Regions from separate parts of the Homo sapiens genome. Here all the other regions are linked to region 3. A link is a loop called in an ENCODE intact Hi-C map of the cell type or tissue named here. Cell type or tissue: Caco-2. All regions are shown on one strand. Region 1 has its middle 13 kb from the start of FAT3. Region 2 overlaps FAT3 (FAT atypical cadherin 3). Region 3 overlaps FAT3 (FAT atypical cadherin 3).

What was found. Peaks named below come from ENCODE experiments on the same cell type or tissue, not always from the same donor. Only the 100,000 strongest peaks of a DNase experiment are listed, where the experiment ranks them.
Region 1: it touches region 3 in a loop (2.1-fold over the local background); 4 of 110 quality-filtered maps call a loop at or near these places.
Region 2: it touches region 3 in a loop (2.0-fold over the local background); 3 of 110 quality-filtered maps call a loop at or near these places.

What each region holds. Positions count from the first base shown.
Region 1 is chr11:92,209,428-92,213,427 of GRCh38, forward strand. No RefSeq gene overlaps it. Among named protein-coding and RNA genes, the nearest start is that of FAT3, 13 kb to the right of the region's middle. In Caco-2, a CTCF peak has its summit at 2,378; a DNase peak (open chromatin) is centred at 2,374.
Region 2 is chr11:92,325,303-92,329,302 of GRCh38, forward strand. All of the region lies in intron 1 of FAT3 (FAT atypical cadherin 3), which reads left to right. Among named protein-coding and RNA genes, the nearest start is that of FAT3, 100 kb to the left of the region's middle. In Caco-2, no CTCF peak of the experiment used is centred here; no DNase peak of the experiment used is centred here.
Region 3 is chr11:92,265,059-92,269,058 of GRCh38, forward strand. The region is part of intron 1 of FAT3 (FAT atypical cadherin 3); the gene reads left to right. Among named protein-coding and RNA genes, the nearest start is that of FAT3, 42 kb to the left of the region's middle. In Caco-2, no CTCF peak of the experiment used is centred here; a DNase peak (open chromatin) is centred at 1,973.

The sequences.
Region 1 (4,000 bases), 56 kb before region 3:
TGTCCAAATTTCACCTCTTTATAAGGACACCAGTCCTGTTCGAGTCCACCCTGATGACTTCATTTTAATTTGATGATGTCTGTAAAGATCCTACTTCCAAATACGTTTATATTCTGAGGTTCCAAAGGATAGGGCTTCCACATATCTTTTTTGAAAGACACACAGTGCAACTCAATAAGGAGTTAAACCGGGAAAGGTAGCTTGGGAACAATTGTGAGGAAACATTTATTCAAATGAATATTATAAATAAATCACATATCACATGACAAATATTTTGCTACTAAAAAAAGTTTTATAACATAAATAAATGGAAATGAATTTAGGATATAGAAAGAGAAACACTATTGTATCAATGCAGAGAAAGAGCTCTGCAATTAATCATTCTAAATTTAGTGGCTCGAAACAACCACTTGAAACAACCGATCATTATTCTGATTGTGTACCTATGGGTCAGCTGAAGCCCATCTGATCTAGTCCGCACTCGTCTGAGGAGGCTCAGCTTTAAGAATTGCTCATCCTCCTTGGATAACTGGGCCAGTTGGGGGCATGTTCTTATGACAGTGTCAAAAGGGCAGGAGAGTAAATGGAAGTAACTCAGGGCTATCACTTCAGCTCATATGTAATTAGTAAAAGCAAGACTTACGGCCGAGTTCAAAGTTTAGAGGGAGCAACTATAAAGTTACATGGCAAAGGGAACAAATACAGAGAGGAGTGATGAATTGGGAGCCATCTCCCTCTGAACTTTGCAGTCAAACAGATCTAAGGTAATGTGAGATACAAAGATAGATATTTAAAATTATTTTGTTACCTATTACATAACCCCTTTACTCTCTTTATAGCAGGCAATAGCTTGTTCCTGTAGAGTATCTGTAAAATTCTCTCTCTTCTTTACTCATTATCTTTTAACCTTCTCTTATTTTATGGTTAAAGAAGGAAACAGTCGATATTCAAGACAAAATGATAAGGACTAATAATGGTAGAATATAATATCTTCCCAGGAACACACTGAGGGACTCTGCCAAACCTAGGTAGGTTTTGCTTACTCCATCACAATGAGGTAAAAGTGGTGGAATTTCAGTTATATTCTGAGGTTTGGCACAATCTTCCCACTGTCCTTAGGTGATTAGGGGCATCCACCTAATTCAGCCATATGTAAAGTAATTGTGGTGCTAAAGGATACCAGAAAAGCCTCTCTGCCTGTTTCTCCTTATCAATCATCACCAATTGACAGTGATGCCAAGGGCTGTCAGGATGCCTCCTAGAAATGTGGATTAAATCTAGACCCTGAGACTGTGTCCAACTCTGTGGTCTGACAACACCTTTATGCTGTCAGTACTCAATCAGTGCTCTTCCCCTTCATCATTGTCAGTAATATCATCCTCCCACCAGTAAATGTGAACTCTGCCTCACAGCCATGGCAGCTCCCACAGACCTGAAGTGTGAACCCATCTCTGGGCTTCAGTTGGCAATTGAATTGCAGCAGAAACCATACCAACTCCTGATGTGTGAAAAAGACGAGGATCTGAATGGCACTGTGCTTTATCGGCCATAAACACACAGTTTATGAAGAAAAAAACTTAAAGGAAGGAATAAATGACTCTTTAGGTTCACTACTAATGGCTATTCTTTTTCTCTCTAATTTTAAAAGTAGAACGTGGTCATAGACAATTGGGAAAATTACAGAAAGGCATAAAGAGAAATACAAAAATGACCCATAACAGCACCACGCAGAGATAACCACAGTTAACATTTTATTGTTTCTCTTTCCTGTCACTCTTGCATACAGATAAATACATATTTTACATAAAAGTAGATCACAGAAAATAGATGACCCACTTTTTATTCATCTTTAATATTACGGGCACTAACCCAGATCATTTTCATTAAATATTATTCAGAAACATGATTTTTATACATTAGGGTAGTCCACTTTCACATTTCTCTCTGTCCTGTTTGGCATCCATGAGTCCAAAATAAGGACCTCATATTAAGGATAGTTGTTGCTAAAACGTTGACTTTCCATCCTCAATGTTTGTCATACACTGGGTCCTCTAGAAAGTGTCTGTGAGAGAGGGTATGTGGGCTATTAACTGATTGGAAACACAGTTGAAGGAAGCAGTAGCAGAGGATGAGGGGAGAGAGGCTGGGAAGGATGGAGAGTCAATACAATAAAGCATTTTCCAGCAGGTTGCCACAGGACTGCCTGGGAAGCTCTATAATCAGAATCGAAAGATCATCCATAGGAAGACGGAAGGAGACTATCCACATGCAACCATCTGCTGCTGGATGAAGATTCACTCCACAGAGTGCCAGTGTTCTTGCATTTCTGGGTTGCACATGCACGAACACCAGGTGGAGTCTCTTGCCATGGGCCTGAGGCAAAGCCCTGTCAGGCTGGAGCTGTGTGGAGTCATGGGAGCTGGTGCACAGCAGCAGCTGGAAAAGAAACAGGCGGGTCTGATGTACTGCAAAAAAGATGTCTGATTCAATGCCTTGTATACAACTTTATGGCTATTTTTAAAAAAAGAGACAAAAACCATAAATGTTTAAAAGAAATATTTCATTGTTATTTTGACAACGTTAGGCCACAAAGAGAGATAAGAGAGAATAAAACTGTAAAAGTTTTCTTTTACAGGAGAGCAGAGTTGGTGCATCTTATCCTAGTAGGACAGTCACAGGCACCTGCAATTCCTTTCCTTCAAAATCCTCCTAGTAACAACTGCTCTGGGATGTCTTTCTTTATTATTCCCCCTGAATGAGCATTGTCTAGTGCACCCATGGCATTTTTGTACTCTCTTCCCTCTGCAGTCACCATGACAGTATTGTAGGGTGGGTTCTCCACTTAACAGAGTAGAAATTGCTAAATACAACGGTTTAGCCTTTTGTATCTATGTATGTACTCAAAATTGTGAAGTAACTTCAGTCAGAATTTTAGAGGTAAGAACACTTTATTTAAACACATAAATAATATCAAATTCCCATTCTGTAAATAGCAATACTTTAGGCAAGTTCAGTGGACATGGAGATTAAATGAGGTATGTCAGTGAGGCTGCAGATAAGGTAGCACAAGTATACGAATGTCTTGTCCAACAAACACTGCTCAGTCACCCACTTATTCATGCCAAGCACGAATAAGAAGTAAAGAAGAATCAGATACAACCTTTTATTTATTTTACAGTTAAAAAAGGAGCACTTTATATTTGTTACAAGCTGAAAGTGCATTTTTGTATATATTAACTAGTTAGATGTTTATTCTAACCCTGGGGAATGGAAGTTAAGGCCCCAGGCTCTGGACTAAGAGAGGTGTCATTTCAAGTCTCACTTATGTATAAAACAAAAAGAATAATGATAATATGAACTTTACTGGGTTGCTGTGAGAATAAAATAAGATAATGCATATAAAGCACTTAGTACATTGCCAAGCATAAAGTAACTTAATAAATATTAGCTGTTTGTTATATTGTTCCAATTTCACAGTGAGTTTAAATGCATTGTTCAGGATCCCATGTCAGGGTGGAGTTAGAAGAACACTTGTTTTCTGTCTTCCAGGCTAGCAATATTTCTTTTGAGGTACAACACTGAGAAGCACAGTTGCTAGTTTCAGACCTCCTTCCCTAACACTCAGAGCAACTTTCTGCACTAATGGACAGTCAATAAACACGGTTGAATAACTAAGAGGTGGAAGACTGTAAGTCAAATTATATAGTTGCTAATGTATAAAAAAAACAAAACGTGTTTCAGTGCTTTGCTTGGCATTGCTGGGGAGAATATTAAAGATATCAAACATTATCGGTTCCTTTGGTCAACTGTCTGGTGAGAAAAGATTTAGTTGCTCAGCTCATGAACAAATCCTTCAGAGATAGGTTATGTTTTAGCAGAGTTGGCCTGAGCACTGAGCATCAAGATATTCAGGAGATAATTCAAGTTCTCATCATCTTGTCAGGTGAAAAGCAGGGCGTGGTGGTATTGACTGAGGAAAGGAAAGGCTTTTTGCTTCTCA
Region 2 (4,000 bases), 60 kb after region 3:
AGAAATTTTTGCTGAGAAAGTGTAGAAAGCCCTTAGGTTGATGGTTAAGTTAGAAACTTTGGCCCTATTATCAGTGACTCCCTAGGTGTACACAATGAGTATAACAGTTTTTTGTTGTTGTTGTTTGTTTTTTGTTTTTACCTTAGTCTTCTTCCTCTTCATTTTTTTAACTCCTTTTTAAACCTGTGCTTTAATTGCAGGTAGACATTTTCTCATTCTGACAGGCAACTCCTTACTTTAGCCCTCATTTGACGTGTGGCTAAAATTGTGTCTGTGCTTTGGAATGCAGGACTTTGGCATGTCTGCAGCAGCTTGAGTGACATAGATTAAGGGACATTCTTCTTTTTTTGAGATGAGTCTCGCTCTGTCACCAGGCTGGAGTGCAGTGGTATGATCTTGGCTCATTTCAACCTTCACCTCCTGAGTTCAATTGATTCTCCTGCCTCAGTCTGCTGAGTAGCTGGGACTACAGGCATGCATCACCACGCCCAGCTAATTTTTGTATTTTTAGTAGATACCGGGTTTCACCGTGTTGGCGAGCATGGTCTCGATCTCTTGACCTCGTGATCTGCCCGCCTGGGCCTCCCAAAGTGCTGGGATTACAGGCATGAGCCACCATACCTGGCCGGGCCATTCTTTATTTGTGGGGATGTGTATATTTCTTTTATGCATTACTAAGCCCTTTCAGCTTATGGTCTAGCTCTCAAGCCATATCCATGTTGGTGAGAAAGTTTAAAACACACAGTAATTCTTGGGTAGGCAACATAATATTGCAGACAACCAGTACTGAACACCAGAGTCATGGAGGCTCCATCATATACTAGCTATGTGATTCTGAGCAAGTAGTTTTTCTTTGAAGCTTCAGTTTACCTATCTGCTGAAATGTGAAAAGTGGCTAATTAAACCTACCTCATAGAGTTGTCGTAAGTGAAATGACATGGGGTTGGACATATTTGCTTTCTAAAGAAACGTGATGTTATTTCAGCAATACCAGGGTAATGAATATTGTGTAGGCAAAAACAATCCTGTACAATATTGCAGACTTCAGCCTAGTTTTTGTGCAAGCTGCTTTCTGAATTAAAGGAATTAAAAACCAGGGAAAGAGTTGATCCTAATCCTTCTAACCGCCTTCCATGTGAATTGAACACACTTAATGTCTGTATTACTTATTGGATGCGGTAGACAAAGAAGGAAACATTTCAACCAGCCATCTACCTGTCCGAAAGCCCAGCCTTTCCTTTAGGACAACATCTCTTCCTTTCATTGCCTCCATCAGGATGGTTGTAGTTGATGGTGGATATAATAGATGTGACCTTATTTGACCATGGCTGGCTCTCCACCAAAGGGCATCCAAATAAATAAGCATGAAGCCTGTTGCTCCTAACCCACTCTGCTGGGACCAGGCGCAGCCCGCTAGTGTATTTTCCTTGTACAGTCTGGAGGAACCCAGCCTCTATCCCTGCTTCATCAGAAACTGGAGTCTTATTTTCTATTGGCTATTTACTCTCAAGACTTAGAAATAGGGACCTATATTGACTCACTTCTTATTTAGATTACTGAGTAAAAGTATAATAATTCTTTAATAATTCTGGGAACTGAAGCTTTCTGGAGTCAGCATTCACTGGCCCAGTGCAAAGTAACTGCTTTTTTATCCTACTATTGCACTTGAGAGGCAACTTGAAGTTTCCTTTCCTTTACTCAGTCACTTTTCAAGGGGAAATAGGAATAATCAGAATTTTAAGATATTCTGTATGCAGTATAGGTGCATTTTAAATAATATTTATTAAAAGACATGGAGTTACTTTTGCTTATCATGCAACTTATTACTGAATTTTTCTTTTTTGTCTGTGTTGAAAAGAAAAAGGTGGAAGAAAAAGACTTATGTAGGCTTCCTATTAAAAGGCACCTAGACTGAATAGAAGATTCCCTTTTATTTTTTTTTCTACTTGCAAAGCCAAGAGTCAGAGCCATGGAATCAGAGAATTCAAGTTCTTTATAGTTCAAGCAGAATGAAGCAGGGAATGGACAGAAATAGGTCATATTGTGATCGCAAAACTAGGACAATGAGGAGTTTCTTGGAGGATTCAAGCTCTGATGGATTCTTACTTTGGGGCAGAGCATTTCAGAAAATTCAGAAGCCAAGAGATATAGTATATGGCAGCCTCTAAAATATTTTAAAAACGCTTACTAGTCTGCATATTCTTTTCTTGTAAAAAGAAGTTAAAAGATGCGTTTTCTTTAATCACTTGTCAAGACAGTGGCTTTCTCCAGGATTATAAGACAGTGGATTAAATGTATCTTTCCCATTGCTTGTGGCCCTTGAATGATTTTCAGACATCATTGACTCCACACATGTTTAAAACGGAGTCAGCAGCAGCAACCCTTTCAGTAGCTGAAAGCTCCGGGTCCCATCCACTGGGTCTGCAAGTAAGTAGCCATTTGGCAGTGACTCTGAGGAAGTCACTTAACCCAAGAGAGTTCTCACCAATAAAACAAGGGGGATAGTTTGCCTCTTTAACTTCTAAAACGAGTATGGTATTCTCACTTTGGAGTGCAGTTTCAAGGTAATCTTGGAATTCTTGAACTGTTGCTCTTGATCTAAACAGTTACAAAAAGATGGAGAGAGAAGAGGCAGAAATTTCCATGAGTCCCTGTGTCTACCTTTCTTTTTCTCTTTCCAACAAGAGGATAGGGTGGTGCCCATGAAGGCTATGATTTTCAGCCTTGCAGACAGCTCTGGGAGTTGTTTGGGCCCCAGTTCCTGTCTTGTTCCTGCTGCTCATCCATTTAGGATTTGAGTATCTCTCTCATTCCTTTTTCTTCTCAGTTCTGCCTGGACATTAAGTGCTTTTGACTCCCATACCTTACCCACTCTTGCCCTCCTGCTTCCAAATGCAACTCCCTACCTCCTGTCAACTCCTGCACTCTGAACACGAAATCATACTTAGCTAGTTGCCAGATTATTTGATTAAAGCAGTAGAAGCTAGGGTGACAAACGATGCTATACTTCAGGGATATTTGCATTTTTAACATCTGGTCCTCCTGAAAGGGATCTCCAGTTGGTGAAATATACACAGGAGATAAGAATAACTGAAATGCTTTTGTTCTATATAAAAGGCTTCATATTGATCATTGAGTTTTCTGTAATCATCGTACAAGGTAAATGAACTAAGTAGTGATATCCTCTGGGTATTTTATTTTATTTTACAGCTGAACCTCAGGGATTAATCAGAAATTGTTCAGGGTTATCTGCCTAGAAAGTAACAGAGAAAGAACTTGCACTCAAGTCTTCCCATCCAATGCTCTGGCTTCTGTAAGAGCCACTACTTCCCAAGTGCCACCTTACGAGGCACGTGACAGCCGTGTGTATAGGGGACATAATGACTTTAGAAGTTGACTGCTAAGTTAGATGTAATTCAAATCCATGTGCCCTCAGGTTTGCAGCCATAAAACATCGATTACCACCTTTTTGGCTTTCCACATATTTTAAAAAGTGGATTCATTGAAGACAGAGGTGATGAATTGTGTGGCATAGAGAAGTGGGGATATTTTTTAACTGTGACTTCAGCTGTTGTCCACCTGGGGAGGGAGGTGGGGTGATGTGACAGTGGGGTAAAGCACTAGGCCACCATCGACTTTGAGGCTTTAAAAGACTGTTTAAATTACCAGATTATAAATAATTACTTAAAAACCTTCAAACAATAAAGAAGAATATGAAATAAAATATACTATCTTTCTCTTTCACTATTCTAATCCCTCTTCTTTTATTTTTGAGTGTGTAATCATCCAGACTTTTTTTTTTTCAATACCATACAAAAATTGGTGCTATAGTTTCAGCATGCCTCTTTTGCTAGGTATTACATGTGGGGGTGCTATGGTCCACTCCAAACCTCATGTTGAAATTTGATCCTAATGTTGGAGGTGAGGCTTAATAGGAAACCTTTGGGTCATGGGGGTGGGTCCTTCTTGAAAAGATTAATGCCCTCCCTCCGAGATGAGT
Region 3 (4,000 bases):
CCGAGTCTAGAAATCACCACAGGTTCCCTGGAGCTTTTTATATTAGAGTATCTTCTTCAGGACTCAGTATGTGAATTAAGAGGACCACTGAAGAGTCAGCTGTAGCCAGTTCACTTATTTTTTAGTGACCTGGGCCCTGAAACTCTGTATTTGCGTGATAGAAAACACATTGCCTTCTGCTTGACTAGACTAGGAACAAAAATTGTTAAGGAAATTAAAAACAAATACTTTTATATATCCTCTCCTTCTATTACGCTGCCGTATGGTTTTTCTTCTCCCTCCCTTACCCTTCAGTATTGACTGCGTTCCAAGCATGGTGTTGGGAGCTGCAGATAAATTGGTGAATGGGGAAGACGTCTTTTTCTGTCTTCACAGCATCCCAGTCTCTGGGGAAGGCAAATGAGTAAACAGGAAATTATACTATGGTACTAAGCCTTCTCTTAGAGGGCAAGGGGAACACTTCTGGTGTGGGGTTGGGAGAATCTGGGGGATTACTAAGGTTGGGTGTCTTAGATCATTTGGGCTGCTATAACCAAAATACCATAAACTAAGTAGGCTATAAATAACAGAAATTTATTTCTCACAGTCCTGGAGGCTGGTAAGTCCAAGGTCAAGGCACTGGCAGATTCGTTATCTAGTGAGAGTCCATTTCCTAGCTCATGGACAATGTCATCTCCTTGTGTTTCTATATGGTAGAAGGGGCAAGGCAGCTCTCTGGTGCCTCTTTTGTAAGGCACTAACCCCACTCATGAGACTCTACCCTCATGATTTAATCACCTCCTAAAGGTCCCACCTGTTAGTACCACCTTGGGGTTAGATTCAACACATACATCTTTGGGGAAGACAAATATTCAGATCATAGCATTGGGGAAAGGGCAGGACGCTCCAGACCTCTTTTTCCCTTCCTTCCTTTCTACCTTGGCCTTTTCAAGTCCATCATTTCTTGATGTTTTTTGAACTTAACTTTAACATTTGTCCCAGCTAAAATTATGGCTTCAATAATTACTTTTTATTATTGAACATAGGATACAATTTGTAATATTTTCCTCCAAGACTTTGACTTGCAAGGAGATTTATCTTAGGTTCTAAATGCCTCTTTTAAAGGAATACCAACTAGTGTTTCATTAAGGGAAAAAGACATTTCTCTTCGAAATTCATTGAAGTAGCTCTCTGAGCCATTCATATGGTTTATTTCATTCTCTAGTTTGAGAACCTGGCCTCACTATGAAAAAGTGTCTAAATACCCTCGACAATGTATTTTCTCTTTAGTATGGGCAGGAGCTGAGGAAGTGTCTTCAGGACCAAAATGCTATTTATTCCGTGTTTGACACGTACAAATCCTCTTTGATAAAATGTCATTAGGGAGGCATATTGAGCTGTGTGGCCTCAGTTGATAGGTACTTTTCAGCTTTTATCACTGTCTGTGTCAGAAAATTAAGTGTAATCTAGGGTGTTTTCATTCCTTTTATTAATTCTAGCGGGTATATGTTATATTAGGGAATTTAGTAGAACATTTTGCCTTTGAGAAACACACGTCCCTTTCCACTCTAACAGCCTCAGCCTTCTCAGTCTGGAGTGTCTGTGGCTGAAAAAGCCTTTTTGCCCATCCTCGAGTAGCAAGCTCTCTGCTCAGGGATGGCAGAAATTGCAGAGACTAATTCCTTGTTCCATTTTGTAGAGAGAGTGTTTCTTCTGTTTGTTGGGATGGTGAATATTTGCCAGAAGTTTTATGGAAATGCCATTAGAAAATCTAGGCTTGGTTCTTGGGTGCCTTTTCCTGATTTCACCTGATGATCTTCATTCTCTGTGATTCATGCTCCATAATTCTCAGTTAACTCTGGCATATCACCCATGGAGTTACATTCTGTGAGCAAATGGCCCATTAGCATGTGTCTGTGTGCTGCTCTGGGCTGATATAAATCTTCTGAAAGAACTTTGGACTTTGCCACTGCTCCAGTCTGGTGTGGAAGGGCATTGAGAGGCTGCCTGCCTGACACTGCCTTGCCTGTCACGCGGGTGTAGCTTTCTCAATTCCCATCCTGCCGACTTTTGCACCAACTCGCTTATTGAAAATGCTTACTCAAAAAGAAGCCTATTTGGCATTCATGACTTTATCATGTTCTTTATTATTCAAGACAGAAAAAAATGGGGGCAAAGACAAGTTCTTATTTATTTGTATGTGCCTACATTTCTTAAAGATGGAAATGGTGTTGAGATTGCTAATTTTGGGCACATTCTTTCTTGTTCTTAAAGAATTTCTAAGTAAATGCTGAAACCTTTTCCCAGAAATCTAATTAGGTAATTAGTTCTGATTAGTTAACTTTAAGCATAAGAAGAGAATGATGGATATGTATTGACTCCGGACAAGGGGAAGGAGACCACAGAAGCTGGAGGTCTCCTTAGGAACCTGGAAAGAGCACAGAGTTTGGCGGAGGGTCCTTGGGCCAAGAGTGGCAGCTTGGGAACAGTAGCTTTTAGAAGGGAGCAGCTCCAGGGTTTGGAAGTATGAAAAGAAAAAAAAAAAAGTGGTGGTGGGAAATGATCCCAAAGAAAATGATCTACCAGTTAGACTTCTCACCTCCTATCCATTTTTTATATCCTCTGATTTAAGTTGCTGAAACATAGTTTTACCTAGAAGAATATTAAAGGAAAATAAAAAGAAATCTTTAATTCTGTTCTCATCGGAAGTTATTGCTTATCATTATTTATTTGCTGATACTCTTTTCCTAAGCTAACACCTTAAAATTAAGTAATTCAAATCTGTGAAAATCCTTTATGGAACTGCGTAAGGCTGTGTCCTTTGCAGGATGACATGTATTAACACTTATTTATTAGGCTCTGGGGAGTTGGTTTTCAGATTGAATGAAGTAGCGCTTTGTCTTGTAGGTGCACAAATTACTGAAAATTGAGGTTTTTCTTCCTTCAGTGTACATTACCAGCATTATAGGCTTTTAGAGTATTAAAGGAATTTAAGTTATCTGCCCTAAGTCCTTCAAAAAAAAAAAAAAAACCTAATCAGTTCAGAGAAGGAAAAGGAGAAAGAAAACAAACACTGGTCCCAACTCTGTGCTAATAGCTTTCAGTACCTTATCTCATTTAATCTTAGCCCTGACAGATAGCTATTATCCCCATTTCACATGTGGGGTAACTGATACTCAGAGAGGTTGAGGACCTTGCCCAGGGAAACACAGCAAGAGGCAGAGATAGGTTTTGAATTTAAGCCTTTGTACTGCCAATGCCCATACCTTTTCCACTACCCCACATTAAAGCCACTCAGCTCCTTAGTGATGAAGAGAATGGACCTAGCTGCCTTAACTTCCCTAAACAGAGATCTTTTCCATAGATTATATGACGTACTTTGGAAAAATCTGAACATGTTTGACAATTGTAACAGAAATTGGTATAGATTTCCTTTTTTTTTTTTAATTTTTAAAAGATAAAAATAATTTTCCTTGAGTCTGTAATTTCAAAATTAACCCCCAACCTTCCCCATTCTTTGTAAAAGTTTGGTTCCTTGCGTAGATAGAAGCTAATTGAGCTTTGAGACACATCACTAACTTAATTTTAATCTCTGGTTGCTCTTCTATATTTACTTCTTTTCCATTCAGATGATAATTATGCAACTGTGGTTACCCTGATTAATGTTTTACATATTTCCCCAGGCATTCATGGAGATTGACTAAAATATAAGTTACCATTGGCTTCAGAAAACTTCTGATTGGCATTTAGAAACATGTACAAAACATACCCCTTGGTAAGCAGTGTTCCAACTAACAATTTTCCTCCTTTTAAGGAAAGGGGAAGAAAAAAGAAACATTTTCAAGGGAGATTTTTGTTGCAGTAAAGGGAGACTATGGTTTGAAGCTATTATTTTTTTCCATTTCAGCCTTTTACTTTGTATGGGAAAAAATTTAAAATGGATGTATTCAGGTGTTTTTAACATGATGAGCTGGAATGGAATGCAGAATCAGCTCCTTTTCCCTCTTCATCTCAAAGGAAA